3 separate regions of the Homo sapiens genome follow, and regions 2 and 3 are each linked to region 1. The links are chromatin loops, found by intact Hi-C in ENCODE. Cell type or tissue: IMR-90. All regions are shown on one strand.

Region 1 (8,000 bases):
ACTTGGCCCCCAGCATAGTTACAACTGTATTTACTACCTCTTCTCTTCATGCCTTTATCTTGCCCTGTGTTGTGTTATAATAAGGCCTTACTCCTCTTACTAGAGGGTGACCTTGTATTTCCCGTAGCTTATGTTCTCAAACTTAGGGATACAGGAAAACCAACTAAAAACAATAAAGTGCCCAGCCGCAGCATCTACACCAAGAGAGTCTAATTTACTGTGCTTGGTGAGTGCTGTGGGCATCTTTGTTTTTCAACAGCACCCACGGTGGTCCCAGGTCTTTCTCTATATCAGGGCTTCTCAACTTCAGCACTGCGGACATCTCTGACTGGTAATTCTTTGTTGCCAGGGGCCATCTTGTGTATCTTGTGCAGAATGTGTAGCAGCATCCCTGGCCTCTACCCATTAGATGCCAATAACACTCTACCCTACTTCCATTGCAACAACCAAAAATATCTCACAGGAGGCATTATCAAATGTCTCCTGGGGGTGGGGGGGATTGTACCCAGTTGAGAAGCACTTCTCTATAATTATCACCTGAAGAGTTAGCACAGTGCCTTGCATAGCTTGTGGTACTAAGGGCACATTCAGTTGATTCAAACTCAAATGGGCTCCGTGAAGTAACTCTCACGATGTCAACAACACTGACACACACTCTTATCTGAGGCTTCTGTGTACTGCAGAAGCCACGTATTCAAACTGTCAGAGTCTTCAATTTCAGTCTCTTCGGGAGGACATCACTATTTATTCACTTCCTAGCCGCCTGCTAGGCTATACTCAACACCTAGTGCTATGGTTTGAATGTTTGAAATTCATGTTGAAACTGAATCCACAATACAATAGTATTAAGTGGTGTGGTCTTCAGGAGTTGGTTAGGTCACAAGGACTCATCCCTCCTGAATGAAATTAAGGTGTTAATAAAAGTCGCTTTGCAAATTATTGAGCCCTTTTTTGCCCTTCCATCTCTTCTGCCATGTGAAGACACAGCATTTATCCCCTCTGGAGGATCCATAGTTCAAGGTACCATCTGAAAGGCCGAGAGAATAGTCCTTGCCAGGCACCAAATCAGCTGATACCTTGATCTTGAACTTCCCATCCTCCAAAACAATGAGAAATAAATTTCTCTTGTTTATAAATTACCCCATCTATGGTATTTTGTTCTAGCAGCACAACTGTACTAAGACCTCTGGAATGCAATATTTATTTTAGAAGGGCATTTTCCAAGGGGAAACTTATTGAGGAACTATGGGTTTTTGCCATCTACCGTGTAGTAATAGCTAGTTTATTGAATGGACTAAAGCCAGTGCAGATGGTTTAATTTTTTCCATTAATTGCCTTCAGACATGGTCTGTTGTATATCTCTTCTCATACCTGGATGACATTTCAAGTATTGAAAGGTCCACCAAGTCTTAATCAAAATTTCAATCTTATACCCAGTTTCCAAGTACAGAGATAAAGAGCAAAAGCCACATCAAGTTCCCCATCCCTATGGGGGACTGGTCTCAGTGCTCAGGATCAAGCCCGAGCTAGAAGAAATAGGGAATGTTTTGTCTTGGATGAGAATTTAAAAGAAGGCAAATGTTTTCCACCTTCTCGGAACTAGCTTGATGCCCTACAAGCCTCATCAACAGCTGCCTACTGTATACCTTTCTCCTTTCTTCTCTCCCCATAGTAAAATGTTTTCAAAGCACATGGAATCATTATAGCAACCCCAGGTTCCTTGCTATTGAAAATAGCTAATGTAATGGCACAGGTATCTAAGAATTACAGAAATGCCTAAAAATGTTAAAAATCATGACATGGTCTGGCTATGGGGAAAATGGGCTTAACAGCATCAAGAGGTGGGACAGAGGCTCGGAACAATTGGACTGCAGACGGCTGCTGTTGTCACAAGGCTGGACCTGCAGGACTTCCTCAACAGGACAGCTTCCTCACAGTACGTGCTGTCTCAAGCAGTGTGGTGCAAAGGAAGACTGTCCAGGCAAAATCTGGTCCAGCCATCGCGACTGCACATCCCTGCCAGCGGGGAAGCCTCCTTTCCCCTCCTCAAGCACATCTCGCCTCTGTCATCTACACCACATTTGCTGTCCCTTTCTATTTACCTGATTCTGTCCTTCCCTCTCCACTTTAACGCAGGCTAACCCTGCTCTTCTCTTAAGTTCATCCGAGCTGACTAAACCTGCTTCGGTTCCCTTTCAAGGAACGGTCTTTTCCCTGAAAAAGGAAAACCAGGAATGTACGGTCAGAGAAGTCAAAGGAGGGAGAGTTTCCTGAGGGTGAGGTGAGAAGTTTCCATTGGATTTTGCAACAAAGAGGATGTAAAAGCGTTGGTGCCTTATAGTGTCTGGATCAACGATCTCTAGGGTTGCCTCTTTAGCAATAAGATCCCCTTCTGTGTTTGCAGGTAGTTGGCTGCAGATGGAGAGGAACAGAGAAAGGAAGAGAGATGTAATTCAGCTTACTGCCACCAGGGAGCACCAAAGACAAGTCAATAGATGCAGGCTAGGGCTAGAGCAGTTCCCTCTTCCAAGGGTCCTCTTAAATCTGTCTCTGAACCTTACGGAGGGAACCATGAAGATACAGACCCCATGCATTTACAGCTTTCCACATCCTTCCTACAATAATTCGCAAAATCCAGGCGGGAGAGAGTTTGGCGTGGCAGTTGGTTGTGCACCGGGAGGACAGTGGAATGAGACAGCCTTAATGGGACCATTGCTACCGTAGCTACACTCTGCCTCTGCCCCAAATCTCCAGGCTTCTGTGAATATCCTCCCTTGCTGCCAGCCACTGGAGGGTGAGAGTGGAGAGCGCAAGCAACAGCTCTGGATGCCAGCCCCGAGTCCGCCCTCTCCCTCAAACTGCACGTTCTGCCACTGGCCATCTCCTATCTCTTCTTCTCTCTCCGTCCACACGGTCCAGGCAGCATAGCTGGAAACAACAGTCTCCTATTGGCTAGCCTGTCCCGCCTTCCTATCCATTCTTCTCACTTTACAATGCAAACGGCCTTTCCCGTTTTTTCGTTTTTTTTTTTTTTTTTTTGAGACGGAGTCTAGCTCAGCCGCCCAGGCTGGAGTGCAGTGGCGCGATCTTGGCTCACTGTAACCACCGTCTCCTGGGTTCAAGCGATTCTCCTGCCTCAGCCTCCCGAGTAGCTGGGATTACAGGCAACCGCCATCATGACCGGCTAATTTTTGTATATTGGTAGAGACGGAGTTTCACCATGTTGGCCAGGCTGGTCTTGAACTCCTGACCTCAGGTGATCCGCCCGTCTCTGCCTCCCAAAGTGCTAGGATTACAGGCGTAAGCCACCGCGCCCGGCCAGAAGACTTTGTGGTCTCCTGTTTTTTAAGAAGACTTTTTCCCTTTTTTGTGGTCTCCTGTTTTTTAAGAAGACTTCTTCCCCTTTTAAGAAGACTTTTTCCTTTTTTAAGAAGAATTTTTCCCTTTTTAAGAAAACTTTGCGGTCTCCTGTTGCTCTCAGGAGAAAATCCAAATCCCACCCTGGCACCCCAGGCTCTTTGGGATCTGATGGCTGCCCGCCTGGTCAGTTTCATCTTTACCCACAATTCCCCTTTCCCTACTTCCTCCGAATCTTCACTACTGTTCATCTCCCCCTGCCACCCATACCTCTGTTCTCCAACCATACTGAAATACTTGTACTTTCCTAATTATATTGTTTTCTCTCTCACCTTAGTCTGAGTAGTTGGTACACCTGCTATCTAAAATATCCTTCTATCCCCACGTCCCCAGCCTCGATAACTACCACCTTCCATTAGGATGAAAGTTTAGACATCACCTCCTCTGAGAGGTCCTCAGAAAGCCCCACTCCCAGGCCAGGTAAGCCTCCCGTCCTCTTGTGATTGCATCCCCTGCTCAGCCCCCAGGCTGTAAGCGTTGTCTTGGTCCTGCTTTCATCCTACCCCTAGCACAGTGCATGGCGCTTCCTGAGCTCTTAGCAGACCTGTGTGGAAGGCAGAGACTGAACCGCATGCCTGGCCGGGGGAATGTGCAGACGCCTGAGAACACGTGGTGGCGCTGCGGCCAAGTGCGTCGGGAGCGCAGCCTCTTCGCCTTGCACAGGGATGCGCTCCGTTGTCACCACACCGGATCTTTAAGGTTCAGACAGAGTCTTCTACAGGCAGAGACACTTTGTGCACTGCTATGAAGTCGGTGACATATGTTTGGGGACTGACTCTTGCCCTGGTGCCTGGCGCCTTTATTGAAACTTCAAAGCTGAGCATCTCCCTTATGCACTTGAGATCCTGTGCAATCCTGCCTTCCTTAAAAGCCCCGGTGCTTAATAAACTTTTCCCTTCTGCTTAAATACAGGAGATCAGGATTCAAACTAATGAAGACTCTAGGCTATTCAAGGGCTTGCTCCTCTGAGTAATTCCTCACACTCCCACACTCTATTCCAGCATAGTGCCTCGAAAAGAGTACACAATACAGTTAGCTAGTGGTTGGTGAACTGGGTGATTCAATGATTAAAAGGGATGCTTACTATGGGCATTTCAAGTTTCACGGTAGGCTAGCAGGAGAGAATGGACTTTTTTCCCCTTGAATTTATTAGACTCCAGAAATAAACTGCCAACATCATCGCTGGGTAGGGTCAGCCTCAAGAGGTGGGACAGCCTGAGGTACTGGGCTGGCAGTTTCTTGCCTTCCTGGACTCGATCCCACTTTCCTATGAGAAAGCACCATCAAACTGTGCTTTGAGATTCTTATATGTTATTTCACAAACCACAAACATGATGAAGCAGAAAGAGCCCTTAGGAATCAGAAGCCGTCTGTTTTGGTCTTGGCCAGGACTTTTGAGCAAGTCACTTTGCCAACCCAAGCCTTAGTTTCCAAGTTTGCAAAATGAGGTTGCACTAGAGAATCTTCAAGGGTCATACAGTTCTAACAGCATGTGGATTACTGTGAGTCATGTTTCCGTGCGACTTGGGCAAGTTACCTGATTTCTCTGCATCCTAATTTCTTTATCTGTGAAATACCAATAATAGTAGTAACTAGCTCATAGGCTTGTTTTTCTTTTTTAACCTTTGCTAATTTACCAGGATGACTACGTGCCCAGCACACTTTAAATTTTTTTTTTAAATTGACAGATAAAGTTGTATGTATTTACTTTGTATAACATGATGTTTTGAAGTATGTATAATTGTGGAATGACTAAATCTAGCTAGTAACATCTGTGCATGGGTTTTATTTTATTGAGATGAATACACATAACATAAATTAGCAATTTTAAAGTGTATATTACATTCACAATGTTGATAAACCACCGTCTATGTCAAGTTCCAAAACATTTTTATTACCCCTGAAGGAAACTTTACATTCATTAAGCAGTCACTCCCCACTGGCCCTCCCACCCCAGCCCCTTGCAACCATTAATTTGCTTTCTGTCTCTATGAATTTGCCTATTCTGAATATTTCACATAAATGAAATCGTACAATGTGTGACATTTTGTGTCTGGCTTCTTGTACTTAGCATAACATGGCCAAGGTTTGTCCACATTGTGGTATCTATCAGTACTGTGTTCCTTTTTATGGCTGAAGAATGTTTCACTGTATGGCTATACCACAATTTGCTTATCCCTTTATCCATAGGTGGACATTTGGTTTGTTTCTACCTTTTGGCTGTTGTGAATAATGCTGCTATAAACATGGGTATATGTGCATTTGTTTGAGTTCCTGTTTTCAGTTCAACTCAAGGGGTTTTTGTGGGAACTGGACACATGCTTACTACCTAGTGGGGGCACCACTGATGCCTTTAATATTATTCTGAAGGTGTGCAAAGAGGGTCCCACTGGGGATCTGTCCCAGATCCAGGAGCTGGATCTCACTTTCTCTCCATGACTGGTTTTTAGTCTCTGTTTCTCTTCATTCTCACTTACTGTCATGGATGGCAGGGAAAAACCAGAGCAAAATGAATAAGGTGGACAAGGTAGGGGAGATGTCATGGGAAATGAGAATGGGAGGTGAGTGGCTGGGGACAGCCATTGGGCAAGTATCATGAAGCAAGGTCAAGGGTCAGGAAAGATGATGGTGGTCCTGGGAAGGATCAAGACTCTGAGGTGGGTTTAGAGAATGAGAAGGGCATGTTGTTGACACCAGTTCCTGCTTCCATAGGGGTTGGGGTGGGGATGGGGCGCATGCCACTAGCAGAATATGGTCAGGGCAAGAGAATGGCTCAGGCAAGGATGAGTAAGACAGCAGGACATGGCTAGATGAGTGAATTGGTGGTCTTGTCTGTGACTCAGGATTCTGGCTGTTAATAAGGGGACAGTTAGTGCTGAAGCTGGGAACGAGCTCTGGGAATTGTCAGCTTGAGGTCAGGTAACAAAATAGTAATAAGCAAACGCCAGTTATTAGAAAGCTAAAGCTGCCAGGAAGGGCACAGTCTTGGCTGCAGGTGTCCCTGTTGGATGAGAATTGGAACATGCTCCTTGTGTGTGCCTGGCAAGAACGGAGATGGAAGTCTCTAAGCGCAGGGTGTGCCACCGTCTGGAGTTCCAGGGAACCTCTGCTTAGGTGCCAGTGGAAGCAGAGGAAGACTGTGTAGCTTTAGACAGAGCAAGTTTTTCCTAATGTGGAGTAAAGAGCTGGGACGTAGACAGGTCTCCTTCTTGACCCGAGGTTCAAGAGAACTGAAAGGAATTGCTCCCACCTTCATCCACATACTGGGAATCTGAATACAGGGCAAGAAAGAGGGATCCTGTACCTTGGCTCGGTGGAGGCTGCAAGAAAGTGGCCACGTTAAGTGTATGCATCCCTGAATTGTCTATTCTGGCCTCAGTTATTGGCTTGATGAGATTCCCTTTCCCAAAAGTCAAATAAGGAGTACCCTCTATGGGAGACCTTTCAGGGTGTATAGGAGAACAACACTCTTGGCATAGACGAGGTTGTGAATCTGCAGGTTGCTGTCTTTGATGAAAATAATTCAGTCCTAATGTAGCACTTAGGGGAAGTGCCAGAATTTGACTGGGGAGGGAGCCTCGAAGCCAGGGTGGAACCACATTCTAATACCGTTTTTTTTTTTTTTTCTGCACATTGCATGCTGTCCTTTGCACATCCTTCGAGCCTCTTGCCTCTCATTCTTTTCATTCACGACTCACAGGTAACTTCCAGAATCCCCCATTTACTGAATATGTGGACTTATGAGAATTAGTGTTTTTTGAAGCTGGGATGGAATTTAAAGACCATCTTATCCAATCCTCCCAGTTAAAAGAGGAGGAAACAGGCTGTGAGATTCACTCACAGGCAGGTTACCAGGCAGATGGGGGTGAGGGGTTGGGGGAGTTGAGGGGTGGGGATTGAAGAGTCAGGACTATAACCCAGGTCTCCAGGCCCCCAGCTAAGTGCTCTTCCCACTGTTGTGCAAGCTTTGAGAGCTCAAGTGTGGCTACAAGAGTTTGTACGTCCCTTGGGGACCACTCAGGAGACAGCACTTCACTGCACCCATCCTAAGAACCTCATTAGGTGTTAGTGGATACTAACCTGTGAATCAAGGAGACCATACCCATTACTGGTAAGAATCATTAAGGATCAAGTGCTGAAAATCTCATTCAAGACAGAAGCAACAAAATCAATGTTTAGACCAAAGAGGAGAACATTAAATGTGAGGGTCAAGGGAATATGGAAAATTCTACATAAAATAATATGGTATATAATGTTGGTTCAAAAAAGAGAGTATAGAGAAATTGCACTTCTTTTATGGATGGAAGAGGGCTTCAGAAAGATCAAAACATCTTGGGAAATGGTGATATATTTAAGATTATTGTCTAGGCTGGAGAAACCAGATGTCCTCAGGACTAGATAAGTAAGTTATAAATATGCCAGGCACACAGTTGGCATAGAGAAAAATTGGAAATTCTGAGAGGTTTCCTGACAGAGAAGGCTGTAAATTTCCTTCTCAGTGAGGCTTCTGTCACTCTGCCCAGCCAGAGGCAGCGGCGAGGCCTGGACTTTGCTAACATGCTATGGCTTCCCCTCAGATGGCA
Region 2 (8,000 bases), 150 kb after region 1:
GTTGCAAGTATTTAAAGCATTCAGTCATTGTTCTAATCAAAGATTAAATAATAATCCAATACTTGTATTTGTGTGGCATGATTAAAACATGCAAAGTGTAATTTAGTAACATCAGTGCTTTTTATAAATCTGCTAAAAAATCCTACCATGGGCCTAGTAACATAATGGCTGTTATATGCAAATAAATATGTATGCTTCCCTCCCAAAAAAATCCATCTGTTTTAATATATTTTAGTGAACTTGAAAGTTGCATCTTAGATATTATGGATTGCATGGGCATATATGAAATAATATAGGAAAATGTTTTTATTTCTTGGCATAGAAATAATAGCAAGTTTGAGCAGGAAGTTCTGCAGGATCACACATTTGAAACACACATGTTCAGCCAGCTCCTCCACACTTTCAAACCTGCTATCACTCACTAAGATTGTGTTTTGAAATTATAGAGTTCTAGGGTAAATACAGTGGAAGGTATCATAAAGGATTGTTTTCCATTTCTTGGAAGAAATACAACAAAAGCCTTCATTTAAAAGACGGATGGGTGTGTGTCATGTTTCTTAAGTGAACAATTGCCAAACCGGGGTAGAAAAACAAAAAAGCCAGAGTATACTTTGTGGGGCCAGAAGAGATGGGGAAAAGGGGTGAGTGGCAGTTAATGGGTTTCCTCAGGCAGGGCCATTGTCAATGTTTGGAGCCTGATTTCAAGAGTATCAGTAGAGAACCTCCAATTCTGTGACTCTGGGATGCAGAAAAATGGAGTAATACTTTTCCCTGCCCTCTATAAGAATAGCAAGAATAATAACAATGAACGTTACTCCTGTCAATCAAATTCCCAACACTTATTAATTATTTTAGATATACCTAAAAAGCAATATATGCAATATATATTTTTTCAAATGGTATAATTGAGCTAATAGAGAAAAGAGTTTAAACTGTTTGCCCATAGACCATACATAACTCACTTTGAATCATCACAATCCCCAAATCCTACCGTATTGTATAGCCTTGTAAATTCTGTGGTAATTACAACTGTTATTCTTGCATATGGGTTAATTCTCCAGCTTGGGTGGGAGGAGGTGGTTCCTCACACAGAGAAAGCCTCCTCTTCTACTCGCCTGGAGTTCATGCAGTTGGAGAAAGAAAAGCAGAGCAGTCTCCTAAACATTTCCCAAACATCATGCTCCTATCCTCACGCTTCTTGTCTACAGAGTTTCCAGCAGCTGTTCCCCTAACTGTAAACATTCTCTGTAGCCTTGCCACAAAATCTCTTTACCCTCTTCAATTTCTCCCTCCAAAGTTTTGCTCCACAGACTTTTCCCTGACCAATTTCAGGGCACACTGATGCTTTGCATTCTTGAGCACTTGAATAACATTCATACTGTGTCCCAGAAAGAACTCAAATAGTTGTTCATATTTCCTTCCTCTTTGCTTGCCTTTTCAAATTAAACTCTCAGCTCCTAGGGCAAATGGTTTCCTTTTACTCTGCTTTTAAAAAAATAAAAATTAAAAAAAAAACAACTCCGTTTCTCCCTCCCTCCCTTCCTTTACTTCCTCTCCCTCCCTTCTTATTTCTCCCATAGTCTGAAAACATTTATCTGTTGACATCTTTGTGTCCCAAGGGTTTCTAGAGTTAATCTTCTGAGACACATGTCAAGTTATAGCTGCTATTTTTTAAAATTTATTTTTAAATTTTTAGTGGAAATATGAGCTCTGGATTTGAGGTTGGATCCAAGAAAGTATTATGATTAGCATCATGGATACTAGGGTCCCTGCTGAAAGATATATTGTAAGTGGATGATAATTTTCAAAATCCACTTCTACCTATTCAAGTGTCCCCAGATGCCTTTAGTTTTTACCTATTAATTGAGTGATTTCCTCCCAGTCACCAGAGTGTAGGATTAAAGCAAACCACATGTCATGTTTAGAATCCACTTACACTTATCTTTTTATTTTATGTGTAAAATAATGGCCTGGATAAAATGAAGAGAAAAAGCAACTCTGAAGAGGGAAGTACATAATAACAGGGCATTGTGGAGCTCGCACCATGTAGAAGAGGGTGCACTCTGTCTGACTAAAGGACTGAAGGAATTTCATGGACTGATTTGTAAAGTCGAGATTTTTTGTACCTGCTGATGGCCATGTTTCCTTCGTGCCCAAATGCTGCCAAATGGCACCTCCGTCCCTCCACAGCTGAAGTGTGGGCTTTTATACCTTGGAGCTGTAAAGCCTGCTCTAGCTGATTTGATGAGCTGACACATCAAAGCGCAAGGTTCACCCAGGCACACACACATACACCAATTTCACCTATTGGGCTTGGCAAGGAAGCTTTCGGACTTAGAGTAATGCTCTTTTTACTAATGATATATGATGTGAATTTCTGGAAATACTGGACTTTTTTAAAAAGTAACATTGTATTAATACTAAAGTCAGTTGACTATGCTACAGGGAAAAGTAATAATTTCCCAATAAGTAGTATATGTTGAAAAGTAAAAGAAATCTGCTTATGAGAGGCAACTTAGTTCAGTGAGAAGGGGCAAGAACTTTGGATCTGCAGAGTTCTGAATGATATATGACCATAGGCAAAAAATCTGCTAAACTCCTCTGTGAGTCAGTATCTAGACCTTTAAAGTGGAGATGATAATCCTATGTGATCTGTCTGAATTACTTGTGCTATCAATCGACAGAACTCATTGAAGAATATCTGGAAGTAGGAAAAGGCTGAATAAAAAAAGCCTGTGCAGATGCTGTAGGTCCATGCTGATAAAATGTGAAAGAGATAAAATTGTTGTGTGCAGAAAACATTTACACATACATATGAACAAACCGACTAATTAATTAAGCAAACATTTTCTAACAGCTTATTTGATTCTGCTTATGGTCTACAAGCACTGAGGGAAAAGGCCAACATAAAAGGGAAATCTTCTACTGCCTGGTCTCCCCTCACAGAAACACAAACTCATAATCTCAATATAAAATCTAAACTAGAAGTATGCACAAAGTCTTTCTGTAAGCTGCCAGGTGGAGTAATACTCAAATATACAAACTTGTCAGCAAGGGTCGGGGAGGACAGGAGAGAGGAATTACCAGGAATGAGGACCACCACACTGCTCAAGCATTATTCACAGTGGGTCCTGCTTGTTTAATTAGGGTCTATGTTGTATGAAACAAATATTTAATAAACTAGAACAAAGCAAGGGCATGTTTTAGTGCCACATGATCCCATAGAGCTGATTTTACTTGTTGGCAAGTGATTTCTGTCCTGGTTAATCTTAACCTTTTTTTGTGCTCTTTTCATGATAATTATTTTTCCTACCTTTAGGTGCCATATCTAAGAACTGATCTCGAAGACTGTCAAGCTGTTCAATGGTCAGGGTACCATCTTCTTCCTTTTCTACAGGTGGAGGACGTATTGATGGGGGAGGATCTGGGAAGACTTTTATATTGCCATTAATGAAGAAGTCTTCTTGGCTTAAATAAAGTTCATTCTGAATTTTTGTAGATGTTTCAATGTGATAGCGAGCTACGTCAGTTAATTTTTCTGTACTGAAAGTGGTAAAATGGATAGCGTTAACCCCATGAAAGATACTATTAGATTAATAAAGTTTGCTTATAAGACATATACACAAAAGTAAACAGATTATATAGCTCTTAGACAACTCCATCTGCATGCTTATAAATTTCAATTTGTCCCCAAATCTATTTTGTAAAAAGGCAGGGTATAAATAAATGCAGATTAAATAGAAAATGCATGCTTATTAAACAGCTACTAGTTACACATTTTACACAAAACTGAACTTAAAGAGAACCTATTAAATATAGTTTTTATTAGTATTAGAATATATTTTACTATGTAAGCAAGACTATATCAAGGGTTATATTTCATACTAAGTATGAACCAGAATAAGGTTATATGGCATAATACTCTGTAAAACATGACTATTAGAATTACATTTATTTGGAATTAGGATGAATTATAAAGTGAATCAAGTTCAATAATGTATTTCTAGAAGAGTGGCTTTTCTCTATTTCTGTCAAAGAAGTTTGATGTTATCTAAAACAAAGATGTCAGAATAGCCTCTGTTGTATATAATCCATTGAAATTGCTTTGCTATCTTCATGAAGAATAACAATTCCTAGCTAGATAACATGGTAAAGCAGCAACAGCTGGGAACCACTATGATGCGGTAGAAAGAGTGCTGGAATCTGAGTTCTCATCCTAGGACACTCTCTAGCCAGAGATCCTGGGCTCTCTGAATTTCCTTGTCTTTGCAATGGAATCAACAACGCAACACTCCCTATCTTATGGTTATTAATGTGAACTCATATACGGCAAAGATTTAAACTGTACTGGGGGTATAGTTAATGACCTTTTAAAAATTATTTTAAAGGCTAGAGAAGTTTTATACATGAATAAGTGCATTATCGCTGTATTGAAGAAAGGATCTTGTTTATATATTACAATGAAAGTGAGCAACACAGAAAAATGCATATTTGATCTCATTTTATATAATTCATAGGCACCAAATATACCACATACTGAACATATAACTGAAAATTTAAAAAGTAGCATTAGTTGCTGTCTTTCAAAAGATACTCTAGAATTCAACTCCAGAATGTTGTCTTTGTAAGTGTCCATGTAATACGTGTTAGCCAATTAGTTTATGCTTTTAGGGTGGTTGCGTGCTCGGGGACAGAGGAGGTCACTGGATAGCTGCTGAGTTTACGTGAGTGAGGAGGGACTCCAAATGTGGATTGAGACCCAACCATAGCCCGGCACGATACTCTGTAAAACATGACTAGTAGAATAATACCTTTACTGGGCATCAGGATACTAAAACAGATGCGCGCCACCTAGTGGAAGGTTACTAAGAGTAATCTTAACAACGGAAGGAAAAAAGTGCCAGGAAAATAAGAACAGGATTTGAAGGTCAAAGGGATCTGCCAGCTATTTATTTATTTATTTATTTATTTATTTATTTATTTATTTATTTATTTGTATCACATTTCTAGGTTTTAACTTCTTGTGGCCACAGTTCATGACAGCATCTGTAGATTCACAGGGCAGACATATACAATATAAATCTGAGAAATATGAATACATCTGCTAAAATATGCATTTACACTGGATGGCCACATGGATGGGAGCCATGAGTCCCAAAAATGAAGAAGATAGACTTTCATTTCAAAATAGCAGGCAGAGAACAGAAATGAATATTATTACTGTGTGATGCTGATGAGTAACTGACTTGGTTATCCAGTAGCAAAATGATTTTAAGCATTACTGCAGTAAGCTTACTTATGCTTGTGTTTGTATTTTTTATTCTGTTTAATGTTTCTTTGTTTGTTTTACTATGGAGCAATAGTTCTAAACAACTAGGCTGAAGACTTTACAAAAGAACTTCACTATGAGACAAGGACCAGAGAAAACGAACCATAACAGCTGCTTTTTACATGAAAATTGTTGCTTCTAAGAATAATTGCCTTTTGAATACTGTTTGTGTAGCAACTTCTAAGTTTTCAGTAAATGTTTATTGTAAACTGTAGTGCATCTTGGAATCTAGATCTAGGGTAAACTTCTGAAATAGCCTGGCTGGAGTGTTTCCTTGTATAGATGAAGCCAATGAGGCCCAGAGCAATCAAGCATGCTACTAATTTGTGGACAAGATGGGGCTCCTGGTCTGGACAATCATGACTCACTCTGCTGACCTGCCTCTTTGTACCTTTTAAGGTTGAACTAACAGGATGAGAGTCATTGCCCCTCAGTAGCAACAAAGGTCTGGGAAGTCTTTGGAACTCAACAGAAAAGTAGAACTTGGGGTTGGTCTTACAAGAGAATCAGTCTAGCTGGTAAAACATTCCAGTGAATGACTTTTTAATCTCCCCTTAATTGGCTCTGACTGATAATAAATCTACCATTGGAAAAGTATCAAGGATTATTTTACTTCTAAAAACTATTTTTAAATTACCTATAATCTTACCTTGTAAAATAAGGTTCTCATTGATTAGTATGACAGCTAAACTCATAAATATTGTGCAAAGTTTAATATAGCAATAGAACCCTTTGATGCATGATTTACTGTTAGAAAAGAGTTAATACAAACATGATAGTAAAGCTCATATTATCTGTTTATACACGTGATTTCCTAAAAGGCCAAAATTTATATTTGTAACTAACTTAAATTTGTAAATACCTTAAAAATCTTCATCAATTTTGGTACTTAGAATACACAAAGCATATTTTCAGAAAGTCATGTAGTACTTTACCTGGCCATTTCATTCAAATACCTCTCACCAAGCCATTTTTCCATGAGTTTATATACATCAACCACCTTTGTTACTAAATCTTCAAGAAGAGCCAATGCTTTTGTCTTTATCAGTTCAAGTCGAAATTGCGTGGCTATTTCTATTTGCAAAGAGAAATAAGAATGTTTTAACATATTGCAGTGCATGCATTTACTAATGAACAGATTCACTTTGAAACCACTGGTGCTTCAATTTGTGAAGCTTTAGGTGCACGTTTAATATACCAGAATAGATAAGATGATATCCATCTCACTGAAAAGCAAAATGTAATATGTGGTAGAGTCATTTGAGAAATTATCTGAACCAAAACTATAATTGAGCTTTTTATCTATTGCACTTTGTAGCAATCTACTCTTTGATAAATGAAATGTGAAAACACGCATAGGTAATTTCTGAATTTTGAAAAGGGAGTGGGGACCGTGCTTATCTCCTTACTTTAGAACCTGGGGTGGCATTGCCATTGTATTTCTCAGCACCACTAAAATCAGGGCAAACTCCATGTGCCCCTGGGCCTATTACCGATCCTGGCACATAATCTGGTTGGTGGATTTTATCTCCAAAATTTTTCCAGTTTCTCTTTTTGGCTTTTTTCATCATCATCGCATAGTTTGGGTGCTGATTATCTCTCACTTAAACTGTTGCAATAGCCTCAATCCTACTTTTTCTAACTCTCTTCCCCCACCTCAAATCCAAATCCACCTCCACACTATCCAGAGTAATTTGTCTTACCTGCAGATGTGATCATAATCACTTTACTGCTCATAATTTTCCCTAGCTCCCAGTTGCCACCAGGGAAGAATTGAACATTCTTGGCAGTGCCTAGATAACCCTCCATGGTGTGGCCTCCCCATCTCCCAAGTCGCTCCTTCCCAGAACATGCCTCATGGTCCTAAGCTACTCACAAGCTGATATGCCTCTTACCCCTCTCTCTGCCATGGCACGTAATACTCCTCTTCATTCTCACGCCAATTTTTCCCCTGGAAAAACTTATCCATAGTCTTCCAATTCCGCTCAAGAATTAGTTCCGTTGGTAAGTCAGGAACTCCCCTCATGTCCCCTTTGCCCAATATGCCCACCACCAATATCACATTTTTTTTTGAGACAGGATCTCACTATGTTGCCCAGGCTGGATTCAAACACAATCGATCCTTCACCTCAATCTCTTCAGTAGCTGTGACTACAGGCCCAGCTGTCAACAGGTCAACATGCAACAGTGATTGCATTTCTCTTCCTTGAGACTGAGTTTTATTTTTTGTTTATGTTTGTACATATAAATGTGTGTCTCCAGCAACTATCACAGGACTTGGCACAGAGTGGAAAGTCAATAATCATTTGTTATATGCATAAATGAATTTTGCTACACTAAGGATCATGTATGGAATGAACTGAAAGATGAAGTATACTGAAAACCACTGAAATCAGATGCAGGGCAGGCAATATGGGAGATGCATCTGTCCTGGACTTGCCTGATGCCACAGTCTCCCTGTGTTCAACTGACTTCAGATTTTATTGTTGGGGTTTTAGAAGTGGGTGGTAGTAAGATGGGAAGGACAGGGGAGAGAAAATGAGAGAAACAAGGGATGGAAATCATACTTAGTAGTTAATAGTCACTGAGTAGTTAAAGGTGTCTCGGCATACCCCATGCCACATTTTTGTGGTTTTGTCATCTTGTATATTGACCGTGTTTTTTTCCCTTA
Region 3 (8,000 bases), 840 kb after region 1:
GGATCAGCATTGATGCCAAGCAACACAAGGGAGAAGGGACTTTTCTTGGCGTTCATACCACGGTGGGCCACAGTGTGGTGGGAAGGCATATTTGCATATGGTAAGGGGAGGAGCTTAAGGGTAAGAGAGTCTTTGAAGATTGGGAAGCAAGGAAACCAAGGCAGCTAGCCACAGGCAAGGTGTGGGGGCTGCAAACTTGCTATAAACCTGCTCTTCAGATCCACCACTTGCATTTTTAACCCTCAGTCAAAACCAAGGAGCTGCTGAGGAGTGATGCCTAAGATGATAGTCCCCAGGATGTGTGGGGCTGACTTTTTGCTAACTGAACTGCAAATATTTGGAGCCATTTGCTGCTATAACATCTTAAAAAGATGAGGCCCCTCATTGGATATTCCAGTCCCAATTGGGAGAGAATAAGAAGGGCCACGCCTGCCCTCGATCAAGATCTTGAGTGCAATGCAGGGTGGACTCAGAGAGACAAAAACCTAATTTATCCCCAGCTTAGTGTCTGCCAGCCATAAAAAGAAAAAAAAAGGTCGGTGGATAAACAAGAGATGTGCCTAGTGCTGAGAAGCATCTCCTTGTGTGTTCAGAGTTAATTAACATTTAGCATAGCCCCTTTAGGGGTGAGAAGTTGTGATTGTCTTTCTCTAAAGGTTAAATTACCTCCATTATGTTTGCCTTCCTGGGAAGAAAATGCAGGATGAGTTGGAAAATCACTGTTGAAACACAACCGTGACACCACTGTGAGTATGTCTAATTCCCTGGCATGGGGGTTTTAGGCATTAGAAAGTGCATAATAGTAACTAGATTCCAGGATGTGTCTCAGGAAATCCCAAAGGGAAGCTTTTTTTCATTCATAGAATACTTCCTGAAGACATTATTATAGGAAAACTTTATTTAGGAGAGTTTCTTTGATCCTGTACTAGCACATGAGAACATGTAAGCAGATGACAATATCTAATATCTACTGCTGCCTGACCCACTCTGCTTCCCATCCCAGAGTTTCTTTTGCAAAACGCATGGAGCCCTGCTTCGACAAAGCTCTCTAGATAGCACCCAACCTCACCAGGAAGGTCTGATTTATAGCATGTTGATCTTAAGCATGTTAGTGCAACGCCCAAAAGAGAAAGGAAGTCTCAATAAAGGGATATTATAGAAAGTCTTCAGCCAGTGGATAGACTCTCATCTCTAAGCCAGGCTGAGATCACCAGATCAGCAGGATAAAGAACTATTTGGGGCTATATGTACCTAATGAGGCTGGATTCATGAGATCAACAGTATTTAAGGTCCTTGGGCGTAAGTAGGGCAGTAGCTGAGAAGGCCTCTCTCGGCTCTGGCTCTCCTGCCCCTACTCAGAATGCCACACTCACCCAAGGCTTGATGTTGCTCACTGTGGGTCAGTGGCTGTTGTCTCCACCGTCTCTCCCACAGAGGGGGAATAATTGCACCCCCATCACAGACTTTCCACAAGTCAGGATGATCTCTCAGTGGCTCTCAGGTTTCCCAAGTATCTTTCCCCCATGGGCATTTGACTGACAATCTACTAAATCTCTGTACTTCCATTTGCTCATCTGTTAAAACCTGTAGCTGCTCACGGGGCTGTTGTGATGACAAAATGAAATTTACATGATTAAGGTACTTAACTTTCCCCAGTGCCTGCCCATAATAGATGCTCCAGAAGTGTTAGGCATTATTTTAAACCCAGTAGGAGTCTTTAACCACTTGATTTTAATTAGATGACCCTCAGGGGTGAGATGCAGTGGGTGATTTAGAAAGTGCACCCTGGGAGGGCATTTGCTTGGAAGGAATCTTGTAGGAGCAGGTAGAAGGTCCCCAAAAGAACAAAATACGGGTCACCTCACAGGATCCACCACTGGACCGGGATCCTTTACTGAAGCTGGAGCCTCATTATGAAAGAGCTACTTGGCCGGGCACGGTGGCTCACGCCTGTAATCCCAACACTTTGGGAGGCCGAGGCAGGTGGATCACGAGTTCAGGAGAGCGAGACCATCCTGGCTAACACGGTGAAACCCCGTCTCTACTAAAAATACAAAAAAAATTAGCCGGGCATCGTGGGGGGCTCCTGTAGTCCCAGCTACTCGGGAGGCCGAGGCAGGAGAATGGCGTGAATCCAGTAAGCGGAGCTTGCAGTGAGCCCAGATCGCGCCACTGCACTCCAGCCTGGGCGAAAGAGCGAGACTCTGTCTCAAAAAAAAAAAAAAAAAAAAAAAAAAAAAAAAAAAAAGAGCTAATTGATGGTACCTGGGTGCCCAAACCTCTACTGTTGCTATCGTTTCTCCATGTCTGAGTACGTCCCACAAGGAGCAGTAGCAAAAGCTGGTCTTTCAGGGGCTCATCAAACACACTCAGACGTTTCAAATGTCCCAAGATCGGCAGCTTTGATCCTGAATGTTCTTCCCTTGATTAAAACAACAACAACAACAACAACAACAAAATGAAACAATAAAAATTTAAAGAGAAATTTAGGCCGTGCATTTCTAAGAATTTACACTTAGTTCATTAAATCTATTGTTTTCTCAGTTGTTTGAAGTCCAACAAGACTAATGAGCCTTTTTTTCCAAATGTCTTTAAAAATCCTTTTTTCTTACAAGGCCATTTAGAGGCTTTGAACGTTGTTCCAAGGGTAATAATATTAGTATTAATAATAAATTATTCCAAACTCCCAACCCCTGCAGGTTCAGAATTTACTTAATACTCTGAACCCAAGGAATTTAAATTATTACCAGAATTTATTACCTTTTGTTTATGGGGCTTTCCAAACAGGAGAAAGAAACCACGTGGAGGTTCACTAGAGTGCATTGTGTGGTTCGCTTTGCGGTAATGCATATAACCCAGAAGACTTCCAGAACCTTCTCAGCTTGAACCTTCAAAGCCTCCCTAATTTGGTGGAATCAGCATGGTTATGTTGAGATTGTACTGAGGGTACTGACTTTTCAGCCTGGACAATTTTTGGCTGATGGACCAGAGCAAGAGCCCTCGTAGGATTCTCCCATAGGACATACAATCTATGTTACATAAGATGGATGATATATTGTTAGGTGGCTATGGGGTGGAAAGAGAACAATTTTTCTCTGGGGTGTGTGCAAAGGAACTGACTGCCTTGCTGCCCCTTGAACTCTCTACCTTGTCATCTGAGGACCTCTGGTGGTGGAAATTTTCCCAGCGTGTGTGAATTGATGTTTCTGTGCCAAGCCATCCAACCCTGTTACATTTTCCTACATTCCTTTCCTCCTATTTTGTCATTCACATTAAGCAAGGAGCAACAATCAGTTGCAAATACCCAGAATAAAGTGGTGGATGTGCCTGACCAGACTGCCATTTCACAAAAGTTACCTGCTACCTTCTCTTCCAGTGAACTTCTGATACATTTCCTGCAGCAAGAGAAGGCAGCCAACATGAAGGAAAATGTGGCATCTGCAACCGTTTTCACTCTGCTACTTTTTCTCAACACCTGCCTTCTGAATGGTAAGTAAGAGGCTATCACGCTCTCTTTCATTGCCTGGGGTGTTTGTCAACAGGGTGGAGAGTCCATGCAGTCTTCTTGCAATGCCATTATGAAAAATGAAAATGCTGTGTTATGTGCTGCTGTTAAATTATTTGCAATATTTTGCATTAAAGTTAATGCAGAAAAATTAATGCAATTAATGCAAAATCTTGTCACTGTGCTCTCTGCCTTTTGTCCTCATTTCAGGAGTGTAATGAAACAGCTCTGAAGAAGACAGGACCTGAGTTCTAATCCAGGTCCTGCCAGTTTCTAGCTGTGTGACCTAGAGCCAATTACCTAACTCTCTGGGTTTCCAAATTCTCAAAGTGAGGACAGTGATGTTTCCTCTACTGCAGATGAAATAATGTATATGAAAACTCTTTAAAAAACCATAATGGGATATAAGAGGTTGCTGTTACATGGCGGGAAGCAGGTACAGCCGACTCTATTATCTGTGCTAACAGGAGAAATGAAGTCCACAGCTAAATGAGAGGGTGGGTGCCTGTGACTATACACTTCTGTATGTCAACCCATGTGCATTTCTGGGTGTGCAGACTTCTATATGTACCTGTGTATATATTAACTTTTCTATATGGACCTGATTTCAAATGTCTCTCTGTCTGAACCTGTATGTATATACTTTTATGTATGTCTGTGTGTGTTCTGTGTATATCCGTATGTGCACACTTCTCTGCAGGTACCTGTGTGCATACAAGTATGTACTTCCATGAGTATGCACCTGTGTATATTTTTGTGTGTGTGTGTGGTGTGTGTACTTTTGATGCGGGCTCTGTGTGGGCATCTACATACCTGTATATGTGGTTCCTGTGTGGTTTTCTCCGTGTTTCTGTGCATTGAGAAAGTCCATTAATGTTAACTTGTTCCTCTAATGCAGATGAAGGAAACATTTGTCTAATTGTAATTTTACAAATCTACCCTCCTCTCTTGAGCTTCCTGAAGGTACTATTAATAAACAGTAAAATAAGAAAGAGAAGCTTTCAGAGAGAGAAAAAGGGGAAAGCAGAGGTCAGAATGACCCACAAGAGAAACTAAATACTCAAGAAATCAATGATCACCCTAATTGGCTTCCGAGTGTGCTCATTATGGAACCATAGGCTTTAAACTTTTTAAATAAACTTTTCTTTCTACTTCACACACTTCTCCCCACTCATGACAAAAGCAAAGCAAAACAAAAACTTGCATTCTTGCTGTAACTCCCAGCAACACATTATCCTGAATAAATTGTTCCTAGAGGATGAGCAATGTTACAAATATTGGCAGAGCTGACCCGGGCTGGCAAGGACGGGTTTTAGCAGGGCCTGTGAGCAGGAGGGTAGGTGAGTTTCAGCTGACACTACTAGCCTGGTGTCCTGGGCTCCAGCCTGTGTCCCACAGCATGCCATTCCACTAAATTCCTCTTTCTGGCCAGCTCTGCCTAGAGAATCCTCTTCCCACGCATTTCTCCTCACTGAGGTCTCCTCCTAACCTGCTGTTTCTGCTCTGGTGCTCAGCTAGAAACTCTGGCCTTGGAGCCTGCATGAGGGGTAGAGGAGAAAACAGAGAGAACCCCCGGAGGTGCTGACCCATATCTGAAAGCGCTCCTCTCTGCTCCTGATATCCTAAACTCAATGCTAGGGCATCCAGCTAGACAAAAAAGAGGATCAGCTGAAGTCATGTAGGCGAGCATGGTGGCTTCCCAGCCCCACAGTATCAGGGCAAATTCCCAGGGCTCTGCTGTCCCTCTTTGAACCTGACATCCAAGCAAGAGAAATGGGAGCCCGCTTGCCAAGAGCTTTGGGGATTTGGCAACTAAAAAATTTTACACTCTTGGTGTTATATTTTCACACCACCTCACTGAGACCTTCTAGCATCCAGTCTGGAACTGGGTACAGCTCTTAGATAACAGTGGTTGCTCAGAACCAGGAGAGGAGCTGGCTACTCTCCTACCTCTTACCACACCTCCTACCCCAAAAAGATCCATCAAATTATAGTTTTATAGACCCTATGGGATTACAAAAGGGCCACACACTCTTGAAGCCCTACGTATCCAAAGGAAGCCCTTTGCAACCTCACCACACACACACACACACACACACACACACACACACAAAGGAAAGAGAGGAAAATCTAAGAGAAAAAAAAGGACTAAAAACCAAGATTCAGAAATGGGGATGGGGTGGATGAGGAGACAGACTGTGAGTCTGGGTCACAAGATCAAAGCTGAATAAAATCAAGGAAAAGTGGCCAGGTGCAGTAGCTCATGCCTTTAATCCCAGCAGTTTGGGAGGCCAAGGTGGGCAGAGCACGAGGTCAGGAGTTCAAGACCAGCCTGACCAACATGGTGAAACCCCATTTCTACTAAAAATACAAAAACTTAGCCGGGTGTGGTGGTGTGCACCTGTAATCCCAGCTGCTCAGGAGGCTGAGGCAGAATTGCTTGAACCCAGGAGGTGGAGGTTGCAGTGAGCCAAGATCGCACCACTGCACTCCAGCCTGGGCGATAGAGTGAGACTCCATCCCAAAAAAAATCAAGAAAAAGTGAAGGGAAAGGGGAAGGAAAGGAGAAGATGGGGAAAGAGGAAGGAAAGGATGCCCAGATACAGGGAGCTTTAGCGATGTAGTGAACGGACAGAAGATCAGGAACAAGTTGAGTTCATTGTGTGGGGATGGCAGAAAGATGGAGATTGGTGAGCTGAGTGGAGAAGTGCCATAGAGCGGTGTTTTGCCAGAGTGTCTGCGGATTGCTCATACCTGGGAAGGATTCTTTGTATGGTTCCCTTAGGCTGAGGGAGGGTATCAGCTTTACAGACCTTGTGGGATTACAAAAGGGCCACCACACACTCTTCAACCAATATGTGTCTATCTTGCATTCAAGGCTCATTCTTTGTTGAAATTTTGCAGTTGGTCACTAGGCTATTGTTATCTCCATCTCAAAGTACACAGACACACACACACACACACACACACACACCAGCAAAATGCTCTCTAAGAGCAATGCCAACATCAGGGCAGCCCACAGAGGAGTGTTGCTGGATGCTGATGCTTGGCATTCCTGAGCATCCACCCTAGGTCTCCTCAGCCTGAGACTTCATCGCTGGCTTTGGTCCATCAATCTGTTTCTGTCACCAGCAGAAGGGTCAAATGGTTAAATGGACCTCAATATTGATGCAGTGGCTTCTGGCTTTTTCTAGGACAGTTACCTCCTGGAAAACCTGAGATCTTTAAATGTCGTTCTCCCAATAAGGAAACATTCACCTGCTGGTGGAGGCCTGGGACAGATGGAGGACTTCCTACCAATTATTCACTGACTTACCACAGGGAAGGGTAAGAAGTTCCCTTCTCTCCTATGAAACCCCACATGAGTACTCCCATTCTCCAGGCCAAAGAAACACTGGTTCTGAGTGACAGCACATCCCTGAATTTACACCAGTAAGGTTCATACCACCGGGGAAAGGGGAGTCTAAGGTCCATGCCCACATTCTCCTGTTAATGTCTGTTAAGAGCTGTGTCAATATACATAAGGTTACCAGCCATAGCAGTACAATATCAGTGTTACTGGATGCTGATGCTTGGCATTTCTGAGCATCCACCCTAGGTCTCCTCACCCTGAGACTTCATCACTTGCTTGGGTCCCATCAATCTGTTTCTGTCACCAGCAGAAGGGTCAAATGGTTAAATGGACCCAATATTGATGTAATGTTTCAAATCCCCTCTCACAGCTTAGGTTGCAGCCTGAGGCCCCATAGAAGTGTTTCTTAATTGCTAGTTAATCTTAAATGCTCATCTATAATTCTTATGCCATTTGTATTTTTTTTAACTAAACATGTCACTTTTGCAAAATAAGTAGGATCGTGTGAAGTGGTACCATACAATCCTTGACAAATGTGGTATATTAGGTTTTCAAACTTGTTTCATGTTCAAGAAAATAAAGAACCTTGTAGGGAAAAGAAGGTGAGGTTTTTTCCTTAGCACATTGCTCATCCAAGAGCCACCATCTCCTAGAAGACATATTGGGACCTAAGGTTGAAATGAGGGCTAAACCAGATCATCTCTGTGCAAGCATTTTGTTACGCTGACAGTGAGACCCTCCTGAAAATCATGGGAGAGCTGCATTCTTCTTCAGAAAGGAAAATATTTAGTTGCTGGTAGAGACAGCTGGCCCACTTTCCAATGACTGCACTTTGTTGTACACAAAACTGTCATCCCGGCTGAAATCCAAAGGGACATCATGTAAACAGATTTCAGGAACTCAGATGCAACCAGAATTGAACAAGCCTCCACCCCTGTGCAGTGTATCTTGAGCTGAGGTTCCTGAGTCTAAATGTGAGCAGCCTACTGAGCCACGTGGGCTTGAAATACCTCCTCTCAACGTCACTTCACTTTATTGCTGACTTGGTGCAGTCTGAAATGGACCAACATCAGTTTTTGTCCTCTTGAACCCTTTTTTAAAAAACGAAAAGTAATTCAACACGTATGTGAAATAGCTGCTGCA

The links. A loop is a pair of places that touch in the nucleus more often than their neighbours do. Peaks named below come from ENCODE experiments on the same cell type or tissue, not always from the same donor. Only the 100,000 strongest peaks of a DNase experiment are listed, where the experiment ranks them.
Region 2: a loop joins it to region 1, with 6 times the contacts of the local background. A loop is called at or near these places in 94 of 110 quality-filtered maps.
Region 3: it touches region 1 in a loop (19-fold over the local background); 68 of 110 quality-filtered maps call a loop at or near these places.

What each region holds. Positions count from the first base shown.
Region 1 is chr5:35,921,115-35,929,114 of GRCh38, reverse strand. CAPSL (calcyphosine like) reads left to right here. Exons shown (of 5, transcript NM_001042625.2): 2 at 7,995-8,000. The coding sequence starts at 7,995. Among named protein-coding and RNA genes, the nearest start is that of CAPSL, 14 kb to the left of the region's middle. RefSeq lists enhancers at 2,477-2,556, 2,647-2,696 and a silencer at 3,894-4,188. In IMR-90, CTCF peaks have their summits at 2,475 (motif pointing right) and 4,034; DNase peaks (open chromatin) are centred at 4,024 and 4,784; H3K27ac peaks cover 449 bases.
Region 2 is chr5:35,774,660-35,782,659 of GRCh38, reverse strand. SPEF2 (sperm flagellar 2) reads right to left here. Exons shown (of 37, transcript NM_024867.4): 29 at 6,265-6,403; 30 at 3,314-3,543. Among named protein-coding and RNA genes, the nearest start is that of IL7R, 78 kb to the left of the region's middle. In IMR-90, a CTCF peak has its summit at 4,864 (motif pointing left); DNase peaks (open chromatin) are centred at 1,269 and 4,869; H3K27ac peaks cover 1,417 bases.
Region 3 is chr5:35,085,040-35,093,039 of GRCh38, reverse strand. PRLR (prolactin receptor) reads left to right here. Exons shown (of 10, transcript NM_000949.7): 3 at 3,377-3,489; 4 at 6,700-6,832. The coding sequence starts at 3,420. Among named protein-coding and RNA genes, the nearest start is that of AGXT2, 41 kb to the right of the region's middle. RefSeq lists an enhancer at 3,067-3,568. In IMR-90, a CTCF peak has its summit at 3,166; a DNase peak (open chromatin) is centred at 3,169; H3K27me3 peaks cover 587 bases.